Regions from separate parts of the Homo sapiens genome. Here region 1 is linked to region 2. A link is an interaction called in ENCODE POLR2A ChIA-PET data of the cell type or tissue named here. Cell type or tissue: A673. All regions are shown on one strand. Each heading gives the region's core, and the rest is flanking DNA. Links, peaks and the distances in the headings are about the cores only.

The links. Peaks named below come from ENCODE experiments on the same cell type or tissue, not always from the same donor. Only the 100,000 strongest peaks of a DNase experiment are listed, where the experiment ranks them.
Region 1: POLR2A ChIA-PET joins it to region 2 with 10 read pairs; 6 of 35 experiments call an interaction of 5 or more read pairs at or near these places.

The regions. Positions count from the first base shown.
Region 1 is chr1:23,300,652-23,308,981 of GRCh38, reverse strand. It overlaps HNRNPR (heterogeneous nuclear ribonucleoprotein R), which reads left to right. Exons shown (of 11, transcript NM_005826.5): 11 at 1-4,294. Among named protein-coding and RNA genes, the nearest start is that of LINC01355, 19 kb to the right of the region's middle. In A673, for the core only: no CTCF peak of the experiment used is centred there; no DNase peak of the experiment used is centred there; H3K27ac peaks cover 837 bases.
Region 2 is chr1:23,527,328-23,535,657 of GRCh38, reverse strand. It overlaps E2F2 (E2F transcription factor 2), which reads left to right and starts at 4,425. Exons shown (of 7, transcript NM_004091.4): 1 at 4,425-5,116. The coding sequence starts at 4,865. It overlaps LOC101928163 (a long non-coding RNA gene), which reads right to left. Exons shown (of 3, transcript NR_110799.1): 3 at 7,239-8,253. RefSeq lists silencers at 4,194-4,333, 4,871-5,019, 7,175-7,371 and an enhancer at 7,027-7,156. In A673, for the core only: CTCF peaks have their summits at 4,196 and 7,579; DNase peaks (open chromatin) are centred at 4,277, 4,757, 6,917, 7,277 and 1 weaker place; H3K4me3 peaks cover 3,427 bases; H3K27ac peaks cover 3,879 bases.

The DNA of each region.
Region 1 (8,330 bases), core at 36-8,035, 230 kb after region 2:
AAATTACTATTAAGTTTTCCCCTCCATCTTATTCTTACGTGGTTCTCAAATGTTTTTATAATGATAAAAATATCAGAAGCCATTGGGGAATAATTAAAATGGATACACCATTATTCTGTGTTTTGTTCCTGTTTGGTGTCTTTGTGATAGGAATATTAGATTTCAAAATCATAAGCCACTTAATTCCGTGTAATCTTGGCTAGATCATATTGGGTTTCATGGCTTCTTTTCATTTCAATTTAAGATTACTATTTACTGATGAAAGTCAATATATTTCATTTCTTTTTCAAAGTACACTCATTACACAGTATAGTCATTTAACAGACCTTATTGATATTTTAGTTTTTTGGAAACTGATAAAGGAATTATGGTCTGTTGTATGATAGTTTTGAGTTAACATGGGTATTTCTTTGGTAAGACAGATCCAGTTGTTTTTCTTATGCCCATGTATGCAAGTAAAGACACCAAACATTCTTTAAATGCTGCTTTTAAACTTTGAAAGTACAATTTGAAGTTGTAACTATACATCTAATTAGACTTAAGTAAAACCCTGATTTTTTTCCTGGAAAGAACAAAATCTACAAATAAAATTTGAGTTGTTTGTATTTCTTAATTAGGTGTTACAAGCTACAAAGTTGTCATAAAGAATGCTAAGAATGGGGATAGAAATGATTCTGAGAAAACAAACCCTCGCAAAAACATAAGATTAAAACTTGGGTTCCATGTCAAAATCCTTTCCTTTAATTGCAAATTATATTTTGAATTTTAAAGTGGCCACCTCCTCCTCTGTCCTTTTCACTAATTAAAAATATATTTGCAGAGGTACCCTCTAATATTTGGTTTATAGGTTTTGTGGCTATTTTAAATTGTAAAGCATAATCCTATAAACATTAAAACTCAAGAGCTTTTCTTCTTTCATGTCTTGTAAATTAACACTGTAGCAGCATTCAGAGAAAATAGATTCAGAGCTCAACTTTTCACATAAATAAATCTAACAGTGTAATATATAAACCTGAAAAATGTCAGTTGAGGGAGGTCTTTATTCTAGATTGGCATTTTTTTTTTTTTAAATTAGGTACAAATTATGAGTGTAAGGAATTTGGTTTCCTGCTCTCCTGTCTTTCCATCTTTTTTGTTCCCCAAGCTAATTGATTTGGCTTTATTTATGAGCCTGTTACAGTAAAGTGTGTGTTGGGAAATATATTGAGGTATAGAGCTATTCTTTGTAGGTACCCTGGTGAGACCGATACAAATATGCCCCTCCCCATAATGGAATACTAATTTTTATTTGATCACTCATTTATAGCAGTTGCTTAAATGTATGTATTTATATGAAGGTATTTTAATTTTTAAGAGCAAAAAAGTTCTAATAAGTTGCCAGATTTCTAATAAATGCAGGTTTATTTGGTGAAAAGATAAGGAAAATGAGTTATGATTCTGTAGTTTTTTTAAAATGAGTTCAGCATAATTGTTTTTCAGGTTTTTTTAGTTACTGGGGTTATTCTGCATAAGAAAGCCCAATGCTTTCTGATAGTAGGAGATAATTTTTCTCTCTTTTGACTTTGAAATCTGACTTAGGAGATGAATTCTTTTTAAAAAGGTCAGCATGCAAAAAAATAAATTATATATTTTAAATTCTAAAAGAGAAGGGACATAAAATTTCACTCCTAGCATAAAGCCATATAATATTATTCTTGAAACTCATTACATCATTTGCCTCCTGCCCATTTGAATATAATCATACCTACGTTTTATTAATTGTGCATTTGTAAAACCAAACCCTTCCAGTAAATACTTGCTATAAGGCTATTGCTTGTCAATTATCAAGGCTTCTAAATATGTTAAAACTTGTCATTTTGATTTTTCAAAGATAATTTTATTATACTGAGCTACCAATATTCTTAAAGAAAACTAACCAAAGTTAATATTAGTGTAGTCCATTATTATGTGGACAATTATTATGTGGAATCTCTTAAGTGAGCAACTAAGAAAAAGCCTTATAGAAAGACTACACTGGATTTATAAGTGTGTTTATGTTTCTCTAAGAATGGGAGCTTCTGTTAACTTAGGGGTGGAGTTGTTCTGAGGAAACCAGTAGATTGGATGACTGACTGGAGAATCCAGAATAACAAATCCATTAGCCAGACATGTTTACTTTTATATTAGAAGTTTGTTGATTAGGTCTTAATTTTCAAACGCAAACACCAAGCTTTAAAAATATTGCATATACAATGTATTGGTCAGCAATTTAATAATATTTAATTTGAAGTTAATTATTGTTAATCCTTCTAGAAAAGTTTTTTTTCTTTAAATAAAAGTACATATATATACTTTTTTATTTAGAGGTTACCAGAAGCTCTGGTTTTGTTTTGTTTTGTTTTGTTTTTTTGTTTTTTTAATCATTTTCAGATGTTATCCAGAAATCTGCAAGTGTACTTTTCCTGTTTTAACTCCTTCCTTTTATCACCTGACTATCAGGGAAGCGAGGTTGAGGCTGCCCTGACCTGACATGTCATGATGTCGACTTGCTAGGTGGGGTTCGCTGGGGACGATAACCAGTGGAATTGTTGGTAAGAACTTTTTTTTCCTATTTTTTTTTTTATCAGTAGTGGGGCATTAAGTGTGGGAGAATGCCCATATCCTATAAGTGGGCAATTATGTCAGCCTTGTAGAAAAATAGGACTTTAATATTAAATTATTTTGTTCTTAATAGGAACATATAATAACACTTCACTTACTTTTAAATTGGTAGCAGATCAGCAGGAAAGGCCTGCAAGTATGAAGTAATGAAATACTCAGGGTATATTTTAAGTGAGCAAAATAGACACCTTATAATCTTAAAAAGTCTCTTGGAGAGACAATAAATTTGCTTTAACTGTCATTTCAGTCTAGTATTATATTTTCTATATTTTGTTGGATAGATTAACATATAATGCATCTTAAAGAGATATTTATTGCACACTAATTTTAGTGAAAACAAGAAGACATTGATAGAATGGAGGGCTTAAACACCAAAGATACTATTTTTAAAAATCTTCCAAAGTAATCTTAACACTGTAAAATGAAACTTTAAAAAGTTTTAGCAGTTTGACAATAATGGCCTCAATTTAGAGATATGTTGAGACAATGACTTTGGGTCAAGAGGAAATTACATAGCTGAAATATTAAGACCTTGAACATAGCAGAAACATAAACCTATGAACAACTTGTGTTTTGTGTGAAAGCTAGGGTAGCTGATAGGATTAGCAGATATTGGTAGAATTAAGAGTCAATATTTAAATTATTGCTAAAGATTAAAATCCCTCATCTTATAGTTTGTAGGGGATTCCATGATGGTAAGGTATAGATTGAAATTAAATTTAGTAACTAGGCATTTCTGACCATACCATATAAAAAATAATTGTAATATGGTATAAACACTGATTAAAAGTAATTATGGATTTTCATGCCTGAAGAACCTTCTCAGTATTCTTACAGCACTGTATCTTCTTTATTGGTTGAGAATATCAGTCTAGAAAGACTTTCCTAGATGTTAAATGTGCTAGTCAGTGTCATGAATATAAACCCTTACTTGTAAGTTTGCTATAGACTAGTTGTACAACACTAGAATGAAATTATGTAATACTTTTAAGAATTGTAGTGATTGCAGGGTTGTGTTAAGGTAACATTTTATGCATGTGTCAGTGACAGAAAGGATCAGGGTATAAAACTTAGCACTAAATAGCATGCTCCTTAGGAAGTTTTAAGGTAAGCAGTAGGAATATTCATGTAATTCTGATGAGTTTATGTAAGTTAAGGAAAATGCAATGCCAGTTTGTTGACTTTAAACACTAAAAACAAAATACATTTTGTGGAACCAACAAAGGAGACATTCTGGGGAAAAACTTAAATTGCTCAAATTTAAATAAGGGCTCTCACTTTATATAGTAGATTTGTCAGGATCCCATGAACATTGCTTTTCTTGATTTCTCACATATGAGGGTTGGGCAAAAGGGACTTCTCTAGCCTCTTCGATAATGTAGGTAGACTTGTACTTAGTGAATCCCATTATAATGTTAGGTACTATGTTCTAAGACTATTTCTATAATTGGACTGAAGGCTCCTGCAAACATAAATTGCTGATATGGATATAGTAACATAAGAAATACCAAAATAGGGACATTTGCAAGACCTTTTCCATTTAATCATCAGTTTAATAAAAATCATGCTTTTGGTACAGTGTTCATGTACCATAACTGTATTGGAATATTTGTACGATGTTAAATATTTTTAATAAAATTTAACATGTTCAAAATGTTGTGTTGGTGATTTTGGGTGGGGTGTGATGGGTTTGATTGTGCAAAACAGATTTAGTAGTTATGTGATTTAGGCTTTTGTAGTTAAATGGAGTTTCTGTCTTCAAATTTAGTACTAGATACTGTACCTGTTCTAAGGAAGGTAGTGAAGGAGTAGGATAGTAAAAATGAAAAGGCTGAACTCCCCAGAGATTTATTAAATTGCCAGGAAGCTTGACTGAGGTTAGAACTAGATCTACAGGTGGCAGATAGGAATATTGGCTGTGGCATAACAGGCTGCCAATAGCGTTTTTGTGAGGAAATTGTGGCATTTTGGAAATGATCCTAGAGAATCTACAGAGGTGGGCAAACGTAAACACTTGTACAGTGCTTTCAGTAGGCTTTTTATTGCCCCAGTGCCCTTGTGCCCTCGATGTGACATGCCACAAGTGAAGGAGAAGTGGTGAGGGGATTATTTGAGGAAAGCTTTGTTGGACAGTTTGGATGCATCATCGGGAGATACTGCCAATTTACAGGAAGTACTGTATAAAGAGTTCTCTCTTTGTGTCTTAATTTTATAAGATTTCCTCTTCTCTTGCAGGTAGCCCTAATACAGTGGTTTTTCTTATGACTTATTTTTCTTGAGGGTGTACTTCGTTTCTCACCAGTCAAAAACATAGAAGTTCTGCAACTCAGAATGGAAATTCACTTGAAGTAATGTGTGATTCCTCTGTAATCAGTGCCATTAATAGCAAAAAATATTTAAAAGGAAGATGATTGGGACCTAATAGTCTATAAACAAATTGAGTAAGAAAGCATTAAGAAGGACTAGTAATGTATTCTGCCTTGTTTCTTTCAAATGAAGACTGTTAAACTGAGTTACGGGGAAGAAAAAGTGAATACCCTATTGTTTCAAGGTAATAAAGAGTAAACAGTATACTTCCTTTTGGTTAGTGTTTTCCAGAATTTACTGTTCTTGTTGTGTTATGTTCTTTTTGTTCCAAGATCAAAAGATCACTCACTGAAACAGGAAGGAATGTTCTAACAGCAGAAATATCTAAACTTGGGCATCTTTAGATGTTTGCAGAATGGGAGGTGGAATGAAAGGTGGGGCAGCTCACTGATTTGCGATGTATTTCTTCCAAAAATAAAGGGTTGCTTAAGCTTTAGCTGTACCAAAAGCCCCGAATTTATTTAGTTTAGTTTTAGAAATAACAAGATTTTGTTAGGTATTTTCCTGTGGAGTATATTATATTCACCTAGGGAGATATCTTCTGTCTATAGCTATGAAAAGAAATTAAATTTCTATTTCCTTGTAATTGAAAGTTGTGACCAAAATCAAGACCATGTGTAGACATTTCCTCTAGCTCATAAGCAAGAGTAGTGTTTTATTCAGCTGTTTACTTAAAATTCCAAATGGTGACTTTTAGGCCTAGATGTCTATTTGTTAAGAGGCAGGAGGGGCTCTGTGTGGTGGTGGTTCTTGCTGGTAATCCTAGCACTTTGGGAGGCCCAGGTGGGAGGATTGCTTGAGCCCCGGAGTTCAAGATCAGCCTGGGCAACATAGGGAGACCCCATCTCTACAAAAAATCAGAAACTTAGCTGAGCATGGTGGCACACACCTGTAGTCCCAGCCACCGTGGAGGCTGAGGTGGGAGTATTGTTTGGGCCTGGGAGGTAGATGCTGTAGTGAGCTGTGATCCTGCCACTGCACTCTAGCCTGGGTGACAGAGTGAGACGCTGTCTCCAAAAAAAAAAGAGGCAAGAGATTAAATTAGACACAGTTTAGTCATGCCTTTTAAAATAACAAGGAGTTTGATCATTTTAAGATTCTTTCCCATGGGGTAAAGGTGAGAATCAGTATTGTCAAGTATGGTAACGGTGGTGAGAAAAGGAGCTCAGTTTTTAAGTATGTTAAGGGGTAATATTTCCTTAGTTACAAAAATACTGCGTTATTGCAGATCTCAATACTGTTTAATAGAATTTGGAAACATTCCTGTACGCGTGTTCTTGGGAGATTATTCTGTACTTCAGTTAGGAATCCTTTAAGTCTGTAAACTTCAGTTTCAGCCTAGGTTTTTAAGTAGATTAAGCAAAGTTAATACTTTTCTTTTCTTTTCTTTTCTTTTTGAGACAGAGTCTCCCTGTGTCGCCCAGGCTGGAGTGCAGTGGCGCGATCTTGGCTCAGTGCAAGCTCCGCCTCCCGGGTTCACGCCATTCTCCTGCCTCAGCCTCCCGAGTAGCTGGGACTACAGGCGCCCGCCACCACACCTGGCTAATTTTGTTTTTGTATTTTTAGTAGAGACAGGGTTTCACTGTGTTAGCCAGGATGGTCTTGATCTCCTGACCTCGTGATCTGCCTGCCTCAGCCTCCCAAAGTGCTGGGATTACAGGCGTGAGCCGCCACACCCAGCCATTAATACGTTTTAAAAGGCCACTATTTTTATCAGCTAAATCACTTTTGAAAATTTTGTGTGTTATGTGTTATACTCAAAATATTATCAAAACATTCTGTTTTCATTTGAACCTATTGATTAGAATGGTGCTTATTTATTTGGCTGTTGTTCAAGTACCTGAATTGGCTTGGTCAGAAGGACTTGGGTGTTCTAGCTAGCTGTCGTATAACTAAATATTTTTGGTTAAGTGGTACATGTTTAGCATTGGCTTGTCATTTTGAAATTTTTCCATGCTTCCTGTTAAGAAATAGAACCTTACCAAATTAGTCATATTTAAATATAATCTGTATAGAGTTGGTATGGAAAACGATTTGATCTAAATACAACCAACAATAAATATTTTTATTGAAACTTCCTTTTAATTGATGAGTAGTAATATGGATGTCTTCATTAGTTGTAATGTCATTTCTATTTTACTTTCCTAAATGTGAAAGAAAAGATGAAAGACCATTTCTTGGACATATCAAATGATTTTTAAGGAATTTCTGGTGATTATTTAAATTTTCTAGTTAAGCTGTCTAGGTCAGAATTCATCATTCAAAAATGCTGCTCAAACTTGAAGTGGGTAGGAATTTCTGGGGATTTTGATTAAGATGCAGATTCTGACTCATTAAATCTGAGATGGGCAAGAGTCTGCATTTCTGACAAGCTCATAGGTGATGCCAGTGTTCCTGACTACACTTTCAGTAGCAGAGTTACAGATTATCCCACATTTTGGGGGATTTTGGAGAATGATCTTAGTAGAAAAGATAACAACAGATGTTTGCAGTGATTTGCCTGGATGTAGTTGGTCTGAGATTTAAAACTATGATAAATGTTGCCACAAATGTTTAATAGTGTTTGGGACCCCAAGGAAAGATTAGGAACATTGTCTGCAAAAAAATGAAATGAATTTAGAAAAACAGGCTTTAATAGTTTCAAGGAATTGCTAGAAAATAATGGGAAGGCATATGCAGAAAAGATCAGGATGCTGAGAAAATGTCATGGCATGTTTATTTAGGAATTAGATCTGAAAACAGTTACATGAGTTATAGAAAAAATAAAGCTCAGAAAGGAAGGATTGATAGGTTACTAAAAATGCCTATGTGGTTTTATTTTTGGAATCTGTAACTTTGTCTCCCCAGGAAGGTTTTCACTAACTAGTTCAAAGTAAATCTTGGGCCAAGTGTGGTGGCTCATTCCTGTAATCCCAGCACTTTTGGAGGCCAGGGCAGGTGGATCACTTGAGGTCAGGCGGGCGTGCACCTGTACCTAGCTACTTGGGAGGCTGAGACAGGAGAATCACTTAAAACCGGGAGGCAGAGGTTGCACTGAGGCGAGATCGCACCACTGCCCTCCAGCCTGGGCGAGAGAGTGAGTCTCTGTCTCAAAAAAACAACCAACTAACCAACACCCCCGCCACCAAAAAAAAAAAAATCAAAGTAAATCTTGGGTAGTAAGTGAAAGCAGACTAATGAAGAAAATTGTTAAAGGTGACTTTTTTTTTTTTTTTGAGATGGAGTCTCGCTCTGTCACCGAGGCTGGAGTGCGATGGTGCGATCTTGGCTCACTACAACGTCCGCTTCCCGGGTTCAAGTGATTCTACTGCCTCAGCCTCCTG
Region 2 (8,330 bases), core at 204-8,203:
GGTTCATTAGCAGAATGTACCCTCCTTCACATGGGGTTTTGGGGCTGAGTTCACTGTTCACAACAGCGCAGTGCCTTGGGAGAGATCTGAGTTCAGATCCTGATTTCATCTTCAAACAGTTGTCAAGTTCCTTTACATATTTCAGCTTCAATTTCTTCATCTGTCCAAAATGTACCTGTGTTACAGGGTAGTTGGGAGGTTTCGACAAAATAATGTATGTAAAATACCTAGCTGGGTGTTTACGCCTAGGAAGTTCTCAGGAAATGTGAACTATTATCATTTATTTCAGGCCTACTTTGTGCCTGGCATCTCAGGGGAGGAAGGCGCAAAAGTGAAAACAAAGCCTGGGTCCTGCCCCCAAGGAGTCTGAAGATTTGTTGATAGGTAGATTAAAGTAAAAGGGTCTTATGCACTGGAGATAGGATCAGAGACGTAAGAAAACTGCCAATTCTTGAGGCTCCTTATAAACCAGGTTCCATGCTGAAAGCTTTATATGCATTATCTATGAGATTTCTTCACAATCCTATGAGGTAAGTGCTATTAGGATTAGAAAATCAAGGATCAAAGATCAGAGAATTTAGGAAATTTTGCCTGGGTCACACAGCTAATAAAGTGTCAGGGCCTGGGTTTGAACCCTGGGATGTCTGACTTCAGATTCTTTGCTCCTTCCACTCCATTTGAGTTGGACCTTGAAGGATGAGTCAGATTTGGGCACATGGGGATGGAGGGGAGGAGGGGCCTGGAGGGGAGGCGGGGCCTGAAGAATAGGAGGATATGGAGCCAGGTAAGCAAAGCCTGGGAGATGGGAAAGTGTAGGGCGTGTACGGCAGAAACTCTGAGGGTTTTGTGTGTGTGTGTGTGTGTGTGTGTGTGTGTGTATGTGTGTGTGTGTGTTTGAGACAGGGTCTCGCTCTGTGACCCAGGCTGGAGTGCAGTGGCACGATCTTGGCTCATTGCAACCTCCACCTCCTGGGTTCAAGCGATTCTCCTGCCTCAGCCTCCCGAGTAGCTGGGATTACAAGCACACACCACCACGCCTGGCTAATTTTTTTTTTTTTTGTATTTTTAGTAGAGACAGGTTTTTGCCATGTTGACCATGCTGATCTCAAGCTCCTGGTCTCAAGTGATCCACCCACCTCGGCCTCCCAAAGTGCTGGGATTACAGGCATGAGCCACCGTGCCCGGCCTGTTTGTTTATTTTGAGACAGTCTTACTGTGTCACCCAGGCTGGAGTGCAGTGACATGATCATGGCTCACTGCAGCCTTGACCTCCCTGGGCTCAGGTGATCCTCCCACCTCAGCCTCCCGAGCAGCTGGGATTACAGGCGTGTGCCACCACGCCCAGCTAATTTTTCTGTATTTTGGAGAGACAGAGTTTTGCCATGTTGCCCAGGCTGGTCTCAAACTCCTGGGCTCAACAGATCTGTCCACCTTGGCCTCCCAAAGTGCTGGGTTCACAGGCATGAACCAATGTGCCCGGCCTGAAACTGCAAGTATTTAGTCTGGTTCCATGTGAGGGCCTCTTCGGGTCCATTTCACATAAACCTTAGCCAAAATATATTAAGTACCTACCATGCACCTGACATTTCTCTAAGGACTTTATAACCAACACCTTACTAAGGCCTCACAGTAAATGGAGAGGTCACTTGTGCCGCCTCCATTTCAAAGATGAGGAAATTGAGACTCAGAATGGTCCAGCAACCTGACCATGATCACAATGCTAGGAATGAATGGGGCAGGAATTCAAGCTCAGGGAGGCAGATTTCAGATCTGTGCCCCACACCTATTGCAAGAATTAGTCAGTTCCCAGGCAGTGAAACTCTAAAGCCAGCCCCAGCTGCCCGAAACTCAACCACAGAGAGCTGGCTCTCAGCCCCTCACTGGCTCCCTTCTTTTCTCCCAGCTCCACCCTGCCACCCCCATTTCCCTCCCTGGCCCTGGGGCCCTGCTGCTTCCCCAAACCTGCTCTGCCACAATTCCTTCCAGGTTCCCTCATCTGTAAAATGGGGATAATAATAGTGTCCGTCTCAGAGCAGTGTTGTGAGGATCAGAGGAGGGGCTCAAGGTGCTTAGAGCCCAGTGTATAGTAGGTTCTCAATAAAAATCAGTGATCATCGCCACCACTGTCATTTAAGTAGTGTCTCTGAAGTAATGTGAAATTGACTGAGTGATAGCATTATCCACATTTGATGGTTGAGGAAATTGTGGTTAAGAGAAGTGAAGCAGCGGCTGTCCAGTGTCACTTAACTAGGAAGTAGAGAGCGGGACTTACTTAATCTGGGCCTCCTGACTTTCTGACTTCAGATCTCATTAACTTCTCCTATTCTTTGCAGCCAGGCAGATGAGTGAATCATAATCAGTATTTATTACCTGCCTTCTGCACTCCAAGCCAGGCCCTAGATGCTAAGGGGCATTCTAGAGAGATCTGACCTAGATTCTTGAAGGAGCATAGAACCTAACTGATAAACAAGGTATGAAAACGAAGCCTTGTTTTGTTGAGGTAGAACACACTAAGGGTCCCAAGAGGGTAAGAGCCATTCTGGCTGAGAGGAAGCAGGCAGGGGAGGCTTCTTGGAGGAGGTGAGATTTAAGCTGGCCCTCAAAGGACCAAAAAGGACCAATGAGATACGTAGACTAGAGTAAAAGGGTCTTATGCACTGGAGATAAGGTCAGAGATGTGACCGGGAGCGGTGACTCACACCTGTAATCCCAGCACTTTGGGAGGCCAAGTAGGGCGGATTGCCTGAGGTCAGGAGTCCGAGACCAGCGTGGCCAACATGGTGAAACCCTGCCTCTACTGAAAATACAAAAATTAGCCAGGCATGGTGGCTGGCGCCTGTAATCCCAGCTACTCGGGAGGCTGAGGCAGGAGACTCACTTGAACCTGAGGCAGGAGAATTGCACCGCTGCACTCCAACCTGGTGACAGAGTGAGACTCTGTCTAAAAAAAAAAAGTCAGAGATATAACAACAGCTGCCAATTCTTGAGGCTCCTTATGATCCAGGTTCTGTGATGAAAGCTTTATATGCATTATCTCATGAGATTTCCTCATGATCATATGAGGTAAGTGCTATTAGGAGGAGAAAATCAAGGATCAAGGATCAGAGAATTTACAAAATTTGCCTTGGTCACACAATGAATAATAAAGTGTCTGGGCCTGGGTTTGAATTCGGGGCTGTTGGCTACAAAGCCTGGGCTCTTAATCATCATGGGTTATTGCCACCTTGGCCTCAACCATCTAATGAGGAATTAAGCTGTGGACTGTCTCTGGAGGGCTTTGAATGCCAAGGCTCAGACTTGCATAAAAATCACACAGCACCAGGCAAGAAATCAGACCTGAAATCTAGCAGCAGCTTCTAGCAACTTTTTACCACTCACTACCCAAGTTTGCTTCTCTGAGCCTCTCTAAACCGGAGTGATGAGGAATGTATTATCAGCAATGAAGGTTTTTGAATGAGGCAGAGAGGCTCTTGTGACAAAAGGATTGTTTAAAAGAAACCTAGAGATGTTCAAACATTTACTGAGTATTGGGTCCTAATAATACAACTGTGAACAAGACAAAGCTCTGCAGTGGGACTCTGACCCTGCTGTGCCCCCAGGCAGCTTGGGAGAGTAGAAGAACCCCTTAACTGGAAAAACAAGGGCTCCAGAGCTGGGACCTGTCCCAGATTCTGTTGCCAGCTCTCAAATCAGGGAATCTCTCTGTATGACCTTGGGCAAGTTACCCAGCCTTTCAGACTGTCAGTCTTTATCATGGGGATCATCATTCCTCTTCCCAGGATTGTTGGAATAAATTAACTAAAACAACGCTTGTAAGGATCTAGCATGGTGCCTGGCATCCTGTAGGCGCTGAATAGATGTTAGTTTTCCCTACAAAGAAGTAGACTAGTTTGCCTCCGTCCCTCACCCCTCTGCCATTAAAGGGAACAGGTTCCTGGCCTTCATTTTAGCAGGAAAGGGGATATGAATGCACATGTGCTAGCTAAGCAACAATGCAAACTAACAAAAGGGCCTGTGGCCTGGGGAATACACTGCTGGGTCTGGGCTCAGGCTGGGACCCCGCGCCAAAATGTTTCCCTTCAATCCCAGGGAATCCGGGCCCATTTCTCGGGGCGCTGTGCACTGCTCTGGCCGCCTCTGCACTGTGAATCCCGGAACCACCCTCTGTCTCCGTCTCGCCGGCTGCTAACTAGCGCGGCCGGCGGCTGGCGGCACCAACAGCAGGTGTGGCTGCCCCTTTAAGCAGCGAAGCTAGTGTTGCAATCGCCGCCTCGAGGACGCGTTCTTTCCGGGGGGGGGGGGGGGGGTGGAGCCTGTACTGTCGCAGCAGCCAACCGGAGCGCGGCATTTTCCGCGGGAGATCCGAATTTCGCGGCACGACGTTTGGCGCTAAAAAAAAAAAAAAAAGAAGAAAAAAAAGAGGCAGAGAAAGACTCAAGGACTAGAGAGCGAGCCGCAAGGAAGTCGGTGCAGTCGAGACCCCCCTCCCCATCCCAGCGCATCGCGTCTCCGCCGAGCTTGAGGGCACGCCGGGGACCCCTCCCCAGAGCCGGCCGGACCCCAGGTGCCGAGGCCTTGGGGAGCGCGGGGCGTCCCGGGTCGCGGTGCCCTCGGGACGAGACAGCCCCTGGCAGTGCCACCACCGCAGCCGCCGGGCGATCTCCAAGCGGCGATCTCTAAGCGCTGCTCTCTGCTCGGCCGCGGGCCAGGAGGGGAGGGTCCGGCCTTGCCCCGCAGGCGTCCATTGGCGGCTTCCCCCGGCCTCCGCGCCATGCCGCGGGCCGTGTGAAAGGCGGCAGCACCGGAACCCGCAGGTGTCCGCGGGCGCGCCAAGCCCTTTTGGGTAGGGGGCGCCTTACTCGCTATGCTGCAAGGGCCCCGGGCCTTGGCTTCGGCCGCTGGGCAGACCCCGAAGGTGGTGCCCGCGATGAGCCCCACAGAGCTGTGGCCATCCGGCCTCAGCAGCCCCCAGCTCTGCCCAGCTACTGCTACCTACTACACACCGCTGTACCCGCAGACGGCGCCTCCCGCAGCGGCGCCAGGCACCTGCCTCGACGCCACTCCCCACGGACCCGAGGGCCAAGTTGTGCGATGCCTGCCGGCAGGCCGGCTGCCGGTAATGCTGGGGGCCCCCACCGCTTCCCCCTATGCTTTTCCAGGTGTGGGAAAGGAGGGAGGGGTGCCTGAGATCCAGTTTGAGTGGAGCAGGTAGAGTTTTGGGAAGAGGGAAGATGAGCTTTCAGTTTCCAGGACCCAGTGCCCCCAATATCTGAGTAGAAGACCCCTTCATTTTCAGACTTTGGATGAAATAATCTCATCCATTCTAGTGGAGTGGAATGAGCACTGGATTGCGAGTCTGGAGGGAGACCCAACTCACTACTCCCAGTGCACTGTGTGACCTTGGGGAAGTCCATGCAGCCAGCGTTGCCGCCATTCATTCATTACTTCATTGTTTGGCCAGAAACCAGTACTGGGTGCCTGCTATTGTCCAGGCAAAGAGTATGGCCTGGGGACACTGTGGGACTTTGGTAAGACAGAGGGATAGGTCTAGTGGGTCTCTCACATCCAATCTGCCATGGACAGACTCCAAATTGTCCAGCCAGCTCCTGAGATAGCCCCAAGTATCTGCCCTAGGTCCTCCCCCAGGCCCAGTCTTCCCTCCCAGACAGCCATGTAGCAGATACAAATGTGGGCAGCCCCCTTGGGTTCTGTTCAGATTGGCTGCTCTCTCCTCAAGCTCCCAGGCTCGTTGCCAGAGAGGGCCCAAAGTGTAGTGGCACCAGGCTGCCTGCTGACCTGGGCTCAGGGTGTGTTTTGTGGGAGTGGAATTCCTGGAGCCCGTGTGAATCAAAACAACTTTAGGGTGGGGGGTGGAGTGGGAAAAGCCTGGGGGAGTGGAGGTGGTGGTGGTTGAGGAGCCTGGTTTCTGGTGTGACTCTGCCACTAATTCTCTGTGTGTCCTTGGACAAGTCTTGGACCCAGTCTGGGCTTCAGTGTTCTCTCCTTCACAATGCGTGTGTGCACAGGGTGGCTGTGGGGCTAGCTCTTCTCAGCCACATTCAGCTCCAGGTCCTGGGTTTTGGAAGCAGGCTCCAGGGAGAGGAAGGGGGTGTTGTAGGTTTGCTTAGTTGTGAGTTTGGTGAATAAGTTCGGGTACAGGGATAAGACCACCCCCCACTGCCCCAGAGGCATCTGGTCAGACCTGTGCTAGTCAGCAAGCACGGATGCCCAGCCAGCTCTGGATGCAGGCAGAGCCACCACTCCCTGCCAGTGGACTCAGGCTTTGCCCATGTTCAAAACGTTAACCTTCCTGGAGACCCTTCCTGCACATGATTTCTAACTAGGAGGGCAGTGGGCAGGAATGGTATTATCCCCATTTTACAGGTTAAGCAACCGAGGATAACTGGGATTGGGTATCTTGTGTTCAGTGTTTTATAGCCTAAAACATCTTTGTAGTTCGTGAAATAGATGGCATTAATAGCTCCATGTTACAGGGGGAAACTGAGGCTCAGAGAGGGGATGTGACCTAAGGTCAGAGATGGGGATGGGGTAGAGTGATGGGACTCACAAGGCAGTCAGCTCTTCTGTCTTTTATTTTTTATTTTTTGTAGAGACAGGGGTCTCCCTATGTTCCCCAGGCTGGTCTCAAACTCCTGGGCTCAAGCAATCCTCTTGCCTCAGCCTCCCAAAGTGCTGGGATTACAGGCATGAGCTAGCTACTCTAATGCACCTGGTCAGGCAGCAGGCTCTTCTCTATGTAGCCTTGACTTTTTTTAATACTGCCTAACTTAGGAGCTGAGCTCCCCCCAGGGAAGGGAGCTTTGCGGCAGGCCCACTCTCCTCTGGCCAGCTGCTTTCAGACTGGAAGTTTCAGTAACAGCTGTGGTTTTACACTGCTTTGAACCCTCCCAGAGGAGCCCAAGTACATCTGTCTGTACCTCCCTCCCAGAAGGGCTCAGTGATCTTAGCAAGAAGGTCTCTCTTTTACTGAGTGCCTCTCGTGTGCCAGACACTGCTTGGCACTCTTCACGTTCATTATCTTGGTCAGGATGTCCAGAATGAGGCACCTTGCAGATAAGGAAACTGAGCAAAGAAAGGAAGTCACTTGCCTGGGTCACAAGTGAAGAAGCAGGGGAGTCTCCTTGCAGCAGACCACCCTAAAGCCCTGCCAGGCCCAGAGCTCCCGCTCCTGTCAATCCCCAGATGCCCGGGGCCCAGCCCCGTGGGCAGGCCTGCCCTCTGCTTACTCATTTTACAAGGGCGTGACCTGGAACAGCTCCAAACCCAACCCTGGGTGTGGCCGCTTGCTTTGTGGCCGGGCTGCAAAGTGCAGGGTGAGCAGGATTTGTTGTGGAGCTTCTGTTTAAAGGGACCTCAGGCACTGTCCAAGGATGGCAACCAAGTTCAATGGCAGAATGAAGGCCACAACCCAGATCTCCTGGCTCCCTGTCCAGAGCTCTTTCCAAGTCCTCTGAGGAAGGCTCAGGGAATGCCCCTTTATCGCATGCCTCCTCTGGCCAGGCGCATGGCATCATTCTCTTTCACGCCTGCAGGAAGCTCTGCCCAGGCTGGCTTGCAATAGCGCCATCTCTGCTCACTGCAAACTCCACCTCCCAGGTTCAAATGATTCTCCTGTCTCAGCCTCCCAAGTAGCTGGGATTACTTTTTGTATTTTTAGTAGAGATGGGGTTTCACCATGTTGGCCAGGCTAGCTTCGAACTCCTGACCTCAGGTGATCCACCCGCCTTGGCCTCCCAAAGTGCTGGGATTACAAGCGTGAGCCACCACGCCCGGTCCTCCTTTTCTTTCAATTTGTCTACATTTTCCAGATTTCCTCTTGTGAGGCATGAAAGAAAATAAACATTTTAACACACAACTCTACAAGGCAGGTCAGGTGAGGAGGTGTAGGCTCAGAGAGGCAAGACAGTGAATCCCAGGCTGTTCAGCTACGAAGTGGCAGAGCTGGGATCTGAAAGCAAGGTTCGACCCCTTACATTTGCTCCTACCCCCACCATCTGACTTAGGGCTTAGGAGAGACCAGGCTCCACTCTGCGTGACCTTGGGCAAGTCAATTCCTCTTCCCCAAGTCCCAGTTTCCTCACCGTGGTGCCCGTAAGGGGGTTGTGCCTGGTGATCTCTGACCCTCTGCACTTCTGCAGCTGCCTGAGGAAGGAGCTGTACTCTTCTCCATAGGGGTTGGCAGGGTGGGCTTGCGTCCTGACCAGGCCTTGAAGATCCAGCCAAAGGGGCTGCCTAAGAGCGTCCAGGATAGGGCTAAGCTGGCCTCTGGCTGTGGCCATAGCCTTTGCTCTCCTCCCCTCATCGCAGTC